2 separate regions of the Homo sapiens genome follow, and region 2 is linked to region 1. The links are chromatin contacts, found by Hi-C or POLR2A ChIA-PET in ENCODE. All regions are on one chromosome and are shown on one strand. The core of a region is the stretch at or near the end of the contact, and the rest is flanking DNA. Distances in the headings are between cores, read along the strand shown. Region 1 has its middle 41 kb from the start of TNPO3. Region 2 holds the start of SMO (smoothened, frizzled class receptor).

Region 1 (7,663 bases), core at 3,318-5,817:
TCCCAGCACTTTGGGAGGCCAAGGCAGTCAGATCATCTGAGGTCAGGAGTTCGAGACCAGCCTGGCCAACATGGTGAAACCCTGTCTCTATTAAAATACAAAATGCAGGGCGTGGTGGCTCACGCCTGTAATCCTAGCACTTTGGGAGGCTAAGGTGGGCAGATCACTTGAGGTCAGGAGTTCGAAAACAGCCTGGCCAACATGATGAAACCCTGTCTCTACTAAAAATACAAAAAAAATTAGCTGGGTGTGATGGCGGGCACCTGTAATCCCAGCTGCTTGGGATGCTGAGGCAGGAGAATTGCTTGAACTCGGGAGGTCGAGGCTGCAGTGAGCTGAGATCATGCCACTGCACTCCAGCCTGGGTGACAGAGCGAGAGCTTGTCTCAAAAAACAAACAAACAAAAAAACCTTGTCCCGTGGAGAATATAAACCTCTGTAGGTAAAATTCTCATTAGAGTTTGTTTCAACATCTTATTGGTTCCTTTATTAATTGAGTTGAATAAAATATTTGATGCATGTTAATTTGATATTTGCGTAAGTTCATGTTATCAACTTTTTTTTAAAAAAAAACTCTACTTTAACAATGAAACGTTCATATTCTGCACCCCTGTGCCTTTGAATTTAAGCTGTAGTCATACTTTTGAATCCACTGTGACATCACTCACTAATTTGATTTCTATTTTTCAAGCAGTTAATTATCACACATTTCAAGAAGGCATGTGCTAGCAAGGCCTGCAGTTGGGATCCCAATGGGAAGGTGTTATATTTACCAAGATTTTGGTTACGATGAGCTACTGCATTTGGACTTGAGAAAGTGTCAAACAGTATATTTTTTCAACAGCTAAAGCCTTAAGGAGTATTTTCTACTGAGCCAATAGATATGCATTTTAACACTTTTTTTCCTGATAGTGATAGTTCATACTAATATCTACCATGTTACTGCTGAACGTATTTGTCAACAGGGAGTGGGAAGATCAAAAGCACTATGTGCATGAGTAACTAACTAGTCTACCTTGCAAATTGTTGCCAACATGGGGCAGGGCTGGGTGGTGCATGAACCAGCAGCTAAGCGATGGAGTGGGAAGGACGGAGACTTGCTCCAAGCAGCTTGCAGCAGGTGCAGTGAGACATAGTAAATGCTGCTGCTGCTACAAAATGCAGAGGCCAGCCTCATAGTTGGGACACCGAGGCTCAGAGATGTGAAGTGGCTTACTCGGGGTCTCACTGAGAGTGAATGACTGAGTGCCAAACCCAGGTCTTTCTCAGCCAAACCTCGGCTTTTTGGTTACATTGCATATTTCAGGCTGGAAATATGCTGGACAGTGCTTGTAGTGTAGTGTCGTCAGTAGGACAAGTACCACCTCAAGGAGCTGTGGGTTGTCACAATGATTGAGGGACCCTACCACCCTTTAGGGGGCATGGGGCCAGGGTTGCTATGTTGTTCTGCAATGAATGTGACAATCCTGTAAAATAAAGACTTGTCCAGCTTTCGAATGTATCCTCAGATATTCATGTAGGTGAAAAACTGTCCATAATTATCTGAGCCTAAAACTCAGATAATGATTTAAAAAACATGTCAAAAATTAACACAGTTAATTTCCCTGGAATACAACTACCATATAAAAGATTATTGTACTTTGTTTCATTCACAGTTTTACCTAGAGCTGTTCACCAATGTGGAAAATTACGTCAGGGACAGCAGAGACAGTCTGTTTGTAGAGGAAAGTATCTAGCATTCCATTACATGTTCTAATACAGCTGTGCCCAGAATTTATTATTGTTTTCCTTATAATTATTTAGTTATTAATTATTCTATTTGTAATCATTGTAATTATTATTTTAGTTTGAGACAGAGTCTCGCTCTGTTGCCCACGCTGGAGTGCAATGGTGTGATCACGGCTCACTGCAGCCTCAACCTCCCAGGCCCAAGCAATCCTGAATGATCCTCCCGCTTCAGCCTCCCAAGTAACTGGGACCATCGGCACGTGCCACCACATCTGGCTATTATTTTTTTTAAAATTTTTGTAGAGACAGGGTCTTCCTATGTTGCTCAGGCTGTTCTTGAACTCCTGGGCTCAAGCGATCTTCCCACCTTGGCCTCCCAAAGTTCTGGGATTACAGGCATGAGTTACTGTGCCGGGCCAGTAATTATTTATTATAAATTACTATCCTTTTATTTCTCCTTTATATCATAGAGGCAATATATGGATTATCTTTTTTTTTTTTTTTAGAGATAGGGTCTCACTATGTTGCCCAGGCTGGAGGGCAGTGGCTATTCACAGGTATGAGCATGGCATATTACAGCCTCAAACTCCAGGGACTCAAGCAGATCCTTTTGCCTCAGCCTCCTGAGTAGCTGGGACTACAGGTGGGCACCACCGTGCTTGGCTTGATTATCTTTTGAAATTATAAATTTAATTTCATTGTAGTAAAGGGGATGATATAAAATATTTATTATAAAGGTGGAGGAATTCAATGGAGTTGAGAACTATTATGGTGAAATGAGTATTTGGTCAGGAAGTTGCAAAACGTTGAGAATCTTGGTTCTGCCACTTATTTCGAGCATGTCACAACCCCTCCAAGATGGCTTCCTTCTAGGTAAAACATAACCTCAGTCTTCTACTTTCCAGAGTACTTGCTGTATTAGCCAAATGAGATCATGCAAATACCGTACAGGTGTAAGGATTATCTCTCTATGTCGCTCATGAATAGAACTTGCTTGTTTGGGATTAAACTGAATTCTTAACAATGCTCTTATCACATTCATGGTGGATAAATTCAGACTTTAAATTGTTTGCCTAAAAGCCTTAAATAGGCACTTGACAAAAGAAGATATCCAAACCAAATGGCTGATAAGTTCCTGGAAAGGTGCTTTAGTTATTAGGGAAATGTAAATTAAAAGAACAAGGCAATAAATACTATTACTCACATACCAGGATAACTAAATGAAAAATAACATACCAATTGTTGTAAAGAACATGAAACTCTCATATATTGCTGATGGGAATATAAATTAGTACAATACTTTGGAAAGCTGGCAGTATCAGTGAAAGCAATCCTATGACCCAGCAATTTCACTCTTAGTTATGAAGCCAACAGAAATGTGTGCATATATTTCCCAAAAACTAAATACAAGAATGGGCTGTGATCGGCAGACTTGTGATCTGTAGGTACTTGGAGATCCGTAGGGAGAACACCAGGACACCCTAGAAGCTGGGAAGTGAGTCTGTTGACTTTCAGGGATGTGGCTGTATTCTCTCCAGAGGAGTGGGGATGCCTGGACCCTGCACAGCAGAATTTGTATAGGGATGTGTTGTTAGAGAACTACAGAAACCTGGCCTCCCTGGGTTTTGCTATATCTAAGTCAGACGTGATCACCTGCCTGGAGCAAAGGAAAGAGCCCTGGAATGTGAAGAGACAGGAGCCAGGAGCCAAACACCCAGTTATGTCTTCTCATTTCACTCAAGACCTTTTGCCAGAGCAGGGCATAAAAATTCATTCCAGGCCGGGCGCGGTGGCTCACACCTGTAATCCCAGCACTTTGGGAGGCTAAGGCGGGCAGATCACGAGGTCAGGAGTTTGAGACCAGCCAGTTCAAGACCAGCCTGGCCAACATGGTGAAAATCTGTACTAAAAATACAAAAATCAGCTGGGTATGGTGGTGCACACCTGTAATCCTGCTACTCAGGAGGCTGAGGCAGGAGAATTGCTTCAACCTAGGAGACGGAGGTTGCAGTGAGTGGAGATTGCACCACTACACTCCAGACTGGGCAACAGAGCAAGACTCCGTCTTGGAAAAAAAAAAAAAAAGATTCATTCCAAAAAGTGATACTGAAAAGATATGGAAGCTGTAGCCTTCAGAATTTACATTTAAGGAAAGACAGGAAAAGTTTGGGTGGACATCATTCATATACACTTTTCCACGGAAGATTAAGAACTCTGAAATGTAAGAGGCATGAAGAAAATCTAGGTGGACAGGCCATTTGTGATTTACTTTTAGGTTATGTAAGTGATGCATGAGAGACAGGGTTTTGCAATGTTGCCTAGGCTGGTCTTGAACTCCCGGTCTCAAGTGATCCTCCTGCCTTGGCCTCCCATAGTGTTGGGATTTCAAGCGTGAGCCACTGTGCCTGGCCTATTTCTCACTTTCATATATGATCTCTTCCTTTATTTTCATGGGTGCAGTTCACAGTCTACAGTTTTTATTCTTAGTTACCTAACTATAGCCAAGTCCTTGGTCATTCTCTCTAGAAAATTCTCAGAGACTGTGGAAGCTTTTGTTTCTGTTTTGTTTGTTTTGTAGCAATGGGGTCTCACTATGTTGCCCAGGCTGGTCTCAAAATCCTGGACTTGAGCCATCCTCCCGCCTCAGCCTCCCAAAGTGCTGGAATTACCGGTGTGAGCCACTGTGCCTGGTCTGCGGAAGCTTGTGGTTTGAAACATTTCTTCAGTGATTTTGGATGCAAACTTTATTCTGTGTTCAGAGCGGCCAGAAATGGAACTGTTACCACTTCCTGTCTCTGTAGTGTCTTCCACGCCATCACCATCAGCACTAGAAACTCCAGGTGCACAAGGTTAAAGTCAAAGTCCTAAAGCACTTCAGTGGCTTCCGTGTTGTATGCCATGTGTTAAACATGCTGGTAATCATCAGAGTTTGTATGCTTAGGACTAACTAGTGGAACAACAAAAACACCACAAGAACTATATATTTTTGATAATTTCAGCTAAGGTTATGACAAAGACACAGACTCAGTATTTGGAATACAGATATCCTTTCTTTTTTTTTTCTGAGACTCGCTCTGTTGCCCAGGCTGGAGTGCAATGGCATGATCTCGGCTCACTGCAACCTCCACCTGCAGGGTTCAAGCGATTCCCCTGCCTCAGCCTCCTGAGTAGCTGGGATAACAGGCACGTGCCACCACGCCCGGCTAATTTTTGTCCTTTTAGTAGAGACAGGGTTTCGCCATGTTGACCAGGCTGGTCTCGAACTCCTGACCTCAGGTGATCCATCCACCTCGGCCTCCCAAAGAGCTGGGATTACAGGTGTGAGCCAACCATGCCCAGCCTACTGCTATCCTTTCATAATGTGTTCCAAAGTTTTATTTACTTTTTTTGGCCAGGCATAGTGGCTCACACCTCTAATCCCAGCACTTTGGGAGGCCGAGGTGAGGGGAATGCTTGAGCCCAGGAATTCAAGACCCAGCCGGTACAACATAGTGAGATCCTGTCTCTACACACACCCTCCGAACAGCCAGGCATGATGGTGCACGCCTCTAGTTCCACCTAGCTGGGAGACTGAGGTGGGAGGATCGCTTGAGTACAGGAGGTAGAGACTGCAGTGAGCCATAATTTCACCTCTGCACTCCAACCTGGGTGACCTTGAGACCCTGTCTCAAGGAAAAAAAAAAAAAAAAAAAAATATATATATATATATATATATATATATATATATGTAGCTATATATAGGTAGATAGATATTGATATATAATTTATTTACTTTTTAAATTGTCAGATAAAATTTTATGCATTTATCATTTACAACATGATGTTTTGAAGTATATATACATTGTTGAATGCTTAATTCTAGCCAATTAAGTGCTTTACCTCACAGAGTTATGATTTTTGTAGTGACAGCACTTAACATCAAGTGTCTTAGCATTCTTCAAAGATAGAATATATCATCATTAACTACAGTCATCATGCTGTGTGACAGATCTCTTGAGCTTATTCCTCCTATCTAACTGTAATTAGGTGTGCTTTGGCAGACATCTCCCCAAACCTCCCCGTAAAACCCCAGCCTCTGGTAACCACCATTCTGCTCTCTGATTCAATGAGGTCAACTTGTTTAGATTCCACATATGAGTGAGATTATGAGGTATTTGTTTTTCTGTGTCTGGCTTATTTCAATTACCATAATGTCCTCCAGGTTCATCCACATGATTGAAAATGACAAGATTTTCTTTTCTTATGGCTGAATAATACTCCATTGTGTATATACACCACATTTTCTTTACCCATTCATTTGATTATGGACATTTTTAGGTTGATTTTTAATCTTGGCTATCATCAATAGTGCTGCAATAAACATGGAAGTTCAATAAATAAATAGGATTCATAATGCCTGTTGTTTTCTTATATCCATATATATAAATCATGTTTCTAGGTATATAAATGTCCCATTAATCCCTTTGATCACTCTAGAAAATGCTGTTTTTTCTTGAATACAAGAATGTTCAAAGAAGCACTCTTATAATAGCCCTAAACTATAAATATCCAAAATGTCTACCATGAATAAAATGGATACATTGTGGTATATTTCTACAATGGCATACTAGCACAATAGGAAAGAATGGTGTGCAACAACATAGATTAATTCACAGTGCTCAGCAAAAGGCATATATGTGAGTACATATTGTGTGATTCCTTCTATATGAAATTCAAAAGCAGATAAAATTAATCTATGATGTTAAAAATCATAATAGGAGTTACAGTGGGGGTGATTTGTGACTGGGAGGAACATGAAGGGGGGCATTAGGGAATGCTGGTAATGTTCTCTTTTTTGATCTGGAGGCTTAGTTACACAGGTGTACTCTGTGAAAATTATTTGAATGGTACATTTATGATTTGTGCATTTTTCAATTTTTGTTATAATTTGATTAATTTTTTTTTTTAGATGGAGTCTTGCTCTGTCACCCAGTCTGGAGTGCAGTGGTGCAATCTCTACCTGGTGCAACCTCTGCCTCCCGGATTTAAGCGATTTTCCTGCCTCAGCCTCTTGAGTAGCTGGGACTACAGGTGCACGCCACCATGCCCGGCTAATTTTTGTGTTTTTGGTAGAGATGGGGTTTCACCATGTTGGCCGGGCTGGTCTGGGACTCCTGATCTCAAGTGATCCACTCGCCTCAGCCTCCCAAAGTGCTGGGATTACAGGCCTGAACCACCACGGCCAGCCCATAATTTGATTATTATTTTTTTAAGTTAATTAACTAGCTGGGTGTGGTGGTACATGCCTGTAATCCCAGCTATTCGGGAGGCTGAGGCAAGAGAATCGCTTGAACCCTGGAGGCAGCGTTTGCAGTGAGCCAAGATCAGCACCACTGCACTCCCACCTGGGTGACAGAGTGAGACTCCATCTCAAAAAAATAGGCCTGGCGCGGTGGCTCATGCCTGTAATCCCAGCACTTTGGGAGGCTGAGGCTGGTGGATCACAAGGTCAGGAGATCGAGACTATCCTGGCTAACATGGTGAAACCCCGTCTCTACTAAAAACACAAAAAATTAGCCGGGCGTGGTGGCACTCCCCTGTAGTCTCAGCTACTCGAGAGGCTGAGGCAGGAGAATCGCTTGAACCCGGAAGGTGGAGGTTGTAGTGAGCCAAGATCGAGCCACTGCACTCCAGCCTGGGCGACAGAGGGAGACTCCATCTCAAAATTAAATTAAATTAAAAGTTAATTAACTAGCCAGACTAGTTACACTACTGTACACTAGGTACACTAGTGTGTACCTGTAATCCTAGCTACTTGGGAGGCCGAGGTGGGAGGACTGCTTGAGCCCAGGAGTTCAAGTCCAGCCTGGGCAACACACTGAGACCCCTGTCTCTTAAAAAAAAAAAAACAGTTGATGAAACAAAAATAATTGTTTAGCGGCCTTGTGCCGCTTTG
Region 2 (7,663 bases), core at 2,665-5,164, 93 kb before region 1:
CAAGAAGCCAGGCTCCAGGCTTTCCCTGCTCCTATGGCTTCTTCACACCATACCCAAAGAGATCCAGCTAAAATGCAAAGACAATTACATCTCTCCCTTGCTTAAAATCTTTCAATGGCTCCTTATCATCCCCTGGATAACATCCAAACTTAATATGAGGTATAAATCCCTTTATTTTCTAATTCTTTAGGTCTTATCTCTCACAATTCCACCCCTCACACGCTTTGATCCAGTTCTACTGCAACTCTTATACTTTCTTTCAAAGCACCAAGCCCTCCTACCTCTACACCTTTGTACATGCTATTTCCTCTTCCTATCCCTTCAAACCTCAACTCTCCCTCGGCCAGGCAATTCCTGCTTATGTGTCAAGTTATGGGTTAAATGCCAGTTCTTCTGGGATGTTCCTTGGGTCCTTTATGCTTTTTCAGTACCCTAAAATGCCACAGTACCTTTCACAGGTATTTCCAAAGCCTGTTGAATTATCTGTCTTCCTTTTTTTTTTTTAGAGGCAAGGTCTCAGGCTGGTCTTAAACTCCTGGTATTGAGCAATCTTCCCGCCTCGGCCTCCCAAAGTGCTGAGATCACAGGTGTGAGCACCATGTCCAGCCTGTCTTCTTGATGACAGAGGATCATATCTGTATTCTTCATCCTTACATGCGCAGCATGTGACATACAGCAAACATTCAATACATAACTGAATGCATGAATAGAAGCATGGCTGTGTACTCAGTACTCACAGGCTTTGAAAAAAAGTGAAGACCCAGTTCCTACATTCAAGAGTTTACCGATGAAGACAACCTAGATCACCTTCATCCTTCACCCACAAAAACACCCCTAAGAGCCAGGTAACACTGACCCTGTCTAATGCAAAATCAAGATCATTAACTCGGGACATGATAAATCACTTGCCAGAGGCTACCAGCTGACCTGGCTGTGATTCTCACACGAGGCTTGGGTTCACTCTACCTACTCATTACCCAGCTCAAGCCAACACCTGCTTCTGCCCTACTTGCAAGTCCCAAGCAGAAAGAGTGCAACCAGAACACATATGGAAACAGGAATGAGCTGAGGGATGGTGGTTGGTGGCAGAGAAGAACTCATAGTGAACTAATGGAACTAACGGTGCTGGGCTCAGTGCTGGCATCTCTGTAGGACCCTGCCCTGCCAAAAGGCACAGATAGTGAGATTTCAACCTGCACAACCTGCAGATGGTACTAATTGATACATGTTCCAGCTTAAACTACTTCTGTCTGCTCAGCAGCTGCTCTCAAGAGTATGGGCTGGAAAGAGGTTCATACCCTTCCTCCTTGATCTGATGGTAACTACACAGAGGCAACATCAAACATGCATTTAACTTGGGAAAATTAAACCATGGGTCCTTGCACAATCAATAAAGAGAGGGACAGAAAGATTATCCTCTGACAGCATGAGCAACTCAGAACTGGGTGAGATTCTAGTGCTGAGAGATTTGGACTTTCCACACAGCTGGCTCCTAAACTCAAGTCTCATTTTGGGTGGTGCTCAAAGCAATCTTGCTTAATCTCACTTTGGTGTTCTTTTTATTATTATTATTATTATTTCAGTCTTTTGCATGAATGTAACTTTAAAATTACAATTATTTTATCTTCTATGTATACCCATTCTTATATATGAGTATACATGTAACACATGTATGCAAACATCGTAAAAGAAGTGTATATGCAAAACCACATCCACCTTACACTATGGTAATCTGCAGAGTTTTCAAAGCCACTGTTGTTTACACATGATTTCTGTCTAATGTGCTGTGCTGACTTTAGAACCTGATCCCCAAAAAGGATGCAGCTCTTCCTCATGGGTACCATGGATACCATCCTCCAAGTTCCTCCTCCAGCATCTGCACCAAGCCAGGAACCTTATGGCCTTGTCCAACATCTGACAAAGGCCGAGAACTTGTCAATGACAGGCGGCCTACATACACTCCCTACATTAGGGTCCTCACCAGCCCCCTGGGCAGAGCTAAGAGATGGGGTACCCCAGCCCTGTCAAAAGAGGGAGGCTCCCAGTTCTGCTCCTGGCTCCTGGTTTTCTTTTCTTTTTCCCAGGACAGTTTTAGAATCATACTGGCTAGAAGCGAGGGCTGATAAGGCCAGCTCCCTTCCTCAGCACCCTCCAAGCCTCATCTAGAAAAGTGACAGGTGGGGGAGAGTATACTCCACACTGCTAAGGAAGGACATTTGGGTTCAGTGTGCAGTTTTTCAGACTCTGCCACTCCAGTGAGGGGGCTTTGGGACTTCAAACCACCATGGAAGTGTCCACAGGCTCTCAACACTCCAGACTTAAGCGTCCTTCCACAGCCCTGACCAGCCTCGGTAACCAAATTTCCAAAGAAAACACAAATAACTGTTAGAAAGGTCTTATTCCTTCATAACCTCCTGCATGCGTCAGAGGGCCGGTTTTTCAGATGCACAAACTGAATGAAATCTCCCGTGAAAGCCAGACAAGATCACAGTTCTCTAGGCTTCATTCCTGTCTCCCAAATCAAGATTTCCAGAACTTTCTGGTTACCTTTTAATAATTCATCACTAGGGAGGTTTCTTTTCCTTCAAAACTTCACTCGATCATGTCCCCCTACCCTTCCCTCCAAATGTCTAAACCTCTTCCTCCGTCATCCCTCCCCTTTTCCTCTCCAACTCCAATTTCCCCAGGGTCTTCAACACCTCCTTGAATCCCCCGGCACCCTGCTTCCAGAATAGGTGGAGCATCTCCTCTTCTTACAAAATGTCTTTTCCCGTGGCTTAGAGCCACCTCCTCACGGGCCCCTCATCCCCGCCATCCTTTGCTCACCCACCAGCTCAGGCCCTTTGTGACCCGCTTCGTCAACTTCCTTGCCCTCCTTTTCCCATGACCGAGGGTCCCATCCTGCACGTAACCTGCCCCCAAAGTTTCGGGATCTGTCCCTCCAACTCTCCCGGGTGCTGTCCCCGCCCTCTCCAAAACTCAGGCCTGAGCCTGTTCTTTCCAAGGGTGCCCCCATCTTACCGCGGCACCTCCCGCCCCCCAGACCCGGCTCCGCCGCACTTACCCGACCAGAGCACGAGCTTGCCGTGCGCTTCCTCCTGGGAGTCCGAGTCTCCGGCCAGCAGTGTGGAGGTGGCCCCGTAGGGCAGCACCGAGCCCAGGCACACGTTGTAGCGCAGCGGCTCGCAGGGGGCAGCCCGGCCGCAGTGGCTCAGCGGCGGCGGAGGGCCAGTCACCGCCGCGCTCCTCCTCGCGCTCCCGCCCGCGCTCCGAGGCCCAGGCCCGGTCGCGTTCCCGCTCGAGGCCGCCCCCCGGCCCGGGTCCCCCAGCAGCAGCAGCAGCAGCAGCCCCAGGAGCGGGAGCTCCGGCCCCCGCGCTGGGCGGGCAGCGGCCATGGCCAACCCCGCCAACTCAGCAAAAGCCCCGGCGCCCCCGCCTGCTCCTCGGAGCCCCCCGGCCACACGCACGACCTCGGCGGCCGCGGAGGCGGCTCAGGCGACCTGTGCGCCCAGAGAATCCGGGCCCGGGCCCCCCCGGACGCTCCGCGCGCCCCGGCCCCTCGGCGCCCAACTTCGCAAACTTTGGAACCCGGGGCCCATGTTGGGCTGCGGAGGCCCGGAACGGGATGCACGACTCCCCAAGCCCTAGCCTCGCAATCCAAGTTGTCTTCAGCCCTAGGAGACCCCTGGGCCCCCAATCCCCAGCCCCATTCCCTCTCCCACCATTAAAGCCACCTCCCCGCCCCGCGAGGGAGGCCAGACGCGGGCCGGGGGTGCGAGTGCAGCTCCGGCTCCGCCCCCGCGCCAGCCCGCGGCCCAGCAGCCACCTTCGCCCCAGCGCGCCGCAGCCCCCCGAACTCTCCCCGCCGGCGACCCGGCTCCTTTGTTGCTCTAGCTCGCTGGGCTCTCTGGAATGCACGGGCCTCGCGGAGCCAAGCCCGGCCCCCCTGCGCCGAGGCTGGGGGAGGGACTGGACGAAGGAGCGGAGAGGTGGGGAGGGGAGGCGAGAGAGGAAGAGCGCGAGCGTCAGCGTCCCTGGCGCCTGGAGGGGCCCGGGCTAGGGGGATCTGGTGACCCCGCCTGCCGCCGCCCCGCGCCCGGGGGAAAGAGATGAGTGGAAATCGTGGGCCGGACCTGCAAGGAGAGACTCGGCGGGCACCTTGCTTGGTCTGAGGTCGTCTGCAGGAAGCGGACTTTTCTCCTGGCTCAGGATGGGAAAGACAGGGGATGCCTGAAGTCAACGGGGACTTCTGTTCCATCTCTGCCCCGTTCTCCAGGCCCGCCAGTTTTTCCTGCTTTGGTTAGATTTTCCAACGTATCCCGGGGCCCCATGGAGAAGAACCTGGGTTTGGGGTTTGCGCTTCTCCAAATCCTTCCAGCTCGGGACCTTTGAGAGAGACGACCTCAGAGTCACTCACGGCAGCTGCTCTGGCTGCTGTTACCTGCGGGAACAGGTGTCTGGGAAATAAACTTGCCAACATCAAGCCTTTACTGCTACAAATATGTGAAGTCTGAACTGTGGTTCCCAGGGACTGGCCTTGGTTATGTGAGAAGGAAACCAGTCCTTCTTTGATGGCCCTGCTGCTCATCTGCTCTGGGAGGTTTCTGCTGCTCCTCTTCCCCACTCTGCTCATTTTGCCTTTCCTCACTCCTTTGAGCATCACACTTTTGGTCACCACACTTAATTTCCCACTTCAGCAGTTTACACCTGCACAACCAAGTATAACCCAGCATAACCACAAGGCTCCAAACAGGAGAGTAGACTTGCACTGAGCAACTTTTTCCTTGTTGCTGATCGGGCTGCACACCAGGGTGGGTTTTCCTTTCTTACCCCTGGAAGACTTGCTCATGGCCTAGCGGTAGTGGACTAGTTCTGTTACTTTGGACAGTTTAAGTGCATATTAGTTATTGCACTTCAACTATATCAATTGGAGAGAGAGAGAGAATTTAATTCAATTTAGCAAGTCTTTCTGAAATTCCAGCATGTACATAGCACAGAGACATCCTGGAGGAACCTGTAGACTTCCATTTTCCTGTGGATACATGGCTTGCTCTCAGGAAACATAGCATGACAGAACAGCAACGTTCCCTCCTTCAGGTCAGGGACCTTATCTCATTCTCTTAGTGTTCACAAAACATCTAGTTCACTTGAGCATACATAGTAATCACTTGATAAATAAGCTGCCAAAATGAGATGTACCGTGAGTATGCTATAGGAATAGGGGACAGAGGTCAGTGTGGATAGAAGTGGAGGAGGTGGGTTTTGAATCCAGGACTAAAGTGTGAGTAGGAGGAGTTAGAATAAGGACATAGATAAGTAGGGAAACTGATTGGTAAGAAGCCTCAAATAACACACAGAATTAAGGGTCAATTCTCTTGATAGTAAGGAAATCTCAAAGTTTTGACTAGGGGAATGATATTAATCTTTACTGGTTAATATTAGGTGATATGGTTTGGATCTGCATCCCCACCCAATCTCATGTTGAATTGTAATCCTCAGTGTTGGAGGTGAGGCCTGGTGGGAGGTAACTGGATCACGGAGGCAGTTTCTCATGAATGGTTTAGCACCATCCTCCTCGTGCTGCTCTCACGATAATGAGTGAGTTCTCACGAGGATTGTTTAAAGGGTTTGGCACCTCCCCGCTTCTTCCTCCTGCTCCTGCCATGTAAGATGTCTCGCTCCCCCTTTGCCTTCCACCATGATTAGAAGTTTCCTGAGGCTTCTCCAGGAGCAGAAGCTGCTATGATTCCTGTATAGCCTGCTGAACTGTGACCCAATTAAACTTCTTTTCTTTATAAATTACCCAGTCTGAGGTATTTTTTTTTTTTTTCAGACGGAGTCACGCTCTGTCGCCCAGGCTGGAGCACAGTGGTGTGATCTCAGAGCACAGCAGTGTGATCTCGGCTCACCTCAACCTCCACCTCCCAGGTTCAAATGATTATCCTGCCTCAGCCTCCTGAGTAGCTGGGATTACAGGCACATGCCACCACGCCAGGCTAATTTTTGTATTTTTAGTAGAGACGAGGTTTCACCATGTTGCCCCGGCTGGTCTCAAATTCCTGACCTCAAGTGATCCACCCACCTCAGCCTTCCAAAGTGCTGTGATTACAGGTGTGAGCCACTGCACCTGACCAGTCTCAGGTATTTCTTTATAGCAATGCGAGAACAGACTAATACATAAGGCAACATGAGGATGGCATGAAGTGCAAGAGGCTGGAGACAAGGGACCATTTTAAGGAAAGTCTCTGGTGACTTATGGAAGAAGTGAAACTAGACTATGTCATCAGGGCATAATATTCCTACTGGAAAAATAATTTGAAATGTTATGACCTACTTCAGTTATTTCTTTCTGTGACATAATAAAATGGCTGTTATAACATGTCTAAGTCCAAGCTGTAGAGAAAGCTGCCTTGGAGCCTGATAGCACACCCGATGCTTTGCTTTGTGAACTATCTGCACTTATTTTCTATTTGATTGTGTGTGTGTGTTGTTTTGTTTGTTTTTGCTTTTCTCTTTACCTTCCTGAGTGAGCAAGAGTAAAATATCTGGTTGTGGCAGTCTCGAAGCCCTGTGGGATTTTCCTAATATTTCATGTATTAGGGAAGAACTTACACATGTGCTCAGGCAGGCCCTTATTTCTCTACTCCAAATGTCAGTAGGTAATTCTTCAAGGATATAGGCTCTCCCATTTCTTGTGTGAGGTTTCTCAGGAAGTATGAGGAAGATTCGCATTGTGGGAATATAATACCTTCACATTGGAGATAGCAGAGGTAAATTGAGGCTATCCTAAGACACTATCTTCCAGCCAGAATGCTCTTCCCTTCTTGAGGGGAGAATATACCATAAGTTCTCAATTCTGTGTGTGTGTGTGTTTGTGTGTGTGTGTGTGTACACTCATGCACACATGTGCTCCTATTCATCAGACTTCAGTATTCCCTTGTGGGAATCCTGCTGGCCTAGCAAAGGGTAGCAGGAAGGCAGACTGAGAAAATGCTGCTAGTACTGTCCACAGCTATCAGGCCACGTTCCCATTAGTGACAGCTGCAGCGATGTGCTATCTCCTAGATATAGAAGGAAGTAGAAAGAGATTCAGGAATCCTGTCATTTGAGAGAAGGAAACTGTTCAGTGGGGACTGGGGAGAGGGAATTTCCCAGTCGTTCGTGAATGGTATTCAGGTTCCTGGAGAAAGTTCATGCATCCCCTCCTGTAGACATACAAGACTGCCAGTGTCTGTTAGACTACGCAGAGTGACTTGGCACACTCAGGTCTCCAGCCTGGTGGCAGGCTGCAAAGTGCTTCTCTCCCAAGCAAGCCTGAGCCACACCCCACCCAGTTCCTCAAGAGTCTTAGCCTCAACTGCATGTCCTAACACAATCCTTTTCTCAGGGATGAGAGGCTGTCCTGTGTTGACAATGCATTTCAGTACTTGATTTGTTACAAGTAGCTTCTTGATTTCTGAGTCATTCTCATAAAGTATTTTGGCATTTTGAGGTCACAAATTCAATGTTGACTGTCATTTGCCTGTGGGCCCTCCAGTCAAAGAGGGTTGATGTGAACGTATCCATGGGTATCACTGAGACCATGGCTGCCTCCTGTGGTTCAGTTGTTACACTGGCAAAATTCGGAACATAACTGTTGCAGTGCTCCAATTTTTTTTTTTTT

The links. Hi-C counts contacts between places; a loop is a spot of excess contacts on that map. ChIA-PET counts read pairs that join two places held with the same protein, here RNA polymerase II (POLR2A). Pooled maps may share reads with other maps.
Region 2: a pooled map shows a loop between it and region 1 (2.0-fold over the local background). The contact joins the promoter of SMO here to the enhancer-like site in region 1. A Hi-C loop is called at or near these places in 2 of 50 pooled maps. POLR2A ChIA-PET finds 5 or more read pairs at or near these places in 3 of 52 experiments (HEK293, Panc1 and WTC11).

What each region holds. Positions count from the first base shown.
Region 1 is chr7:129,092,260-129,099,922 of GRCh38, reverse strand. It overlaps the pseudogene LOC112267982. Among named protein-coding and RNA genes, the nearest start is that of TNPO3, 41 kb to the right of the region's middle. RefSeq lists enhancers at 880-1,039, 4,642-4,691. Within about 2 kb of position 4,567, at least 4 of the 41 ENCODE cell types and tissues checked have a DNase peak (open chromatin) inside an H3K27ac peak, as active enhancers do.
Region 2 is chr7:129,184,884-129,192,546 of GRCh38, reverse strand. SMO (smoothened, frizzled class receptor) reads right to left here and starts at 3,914. Exons shown (of 12, transcript NM_005631.5): 1 at 3,065-3,914. The coding sequence starts at 3,395. RefSeq lists silencers at 3,218-3,477, 3,708-3,977 and an enhancer at 4,607-4,696.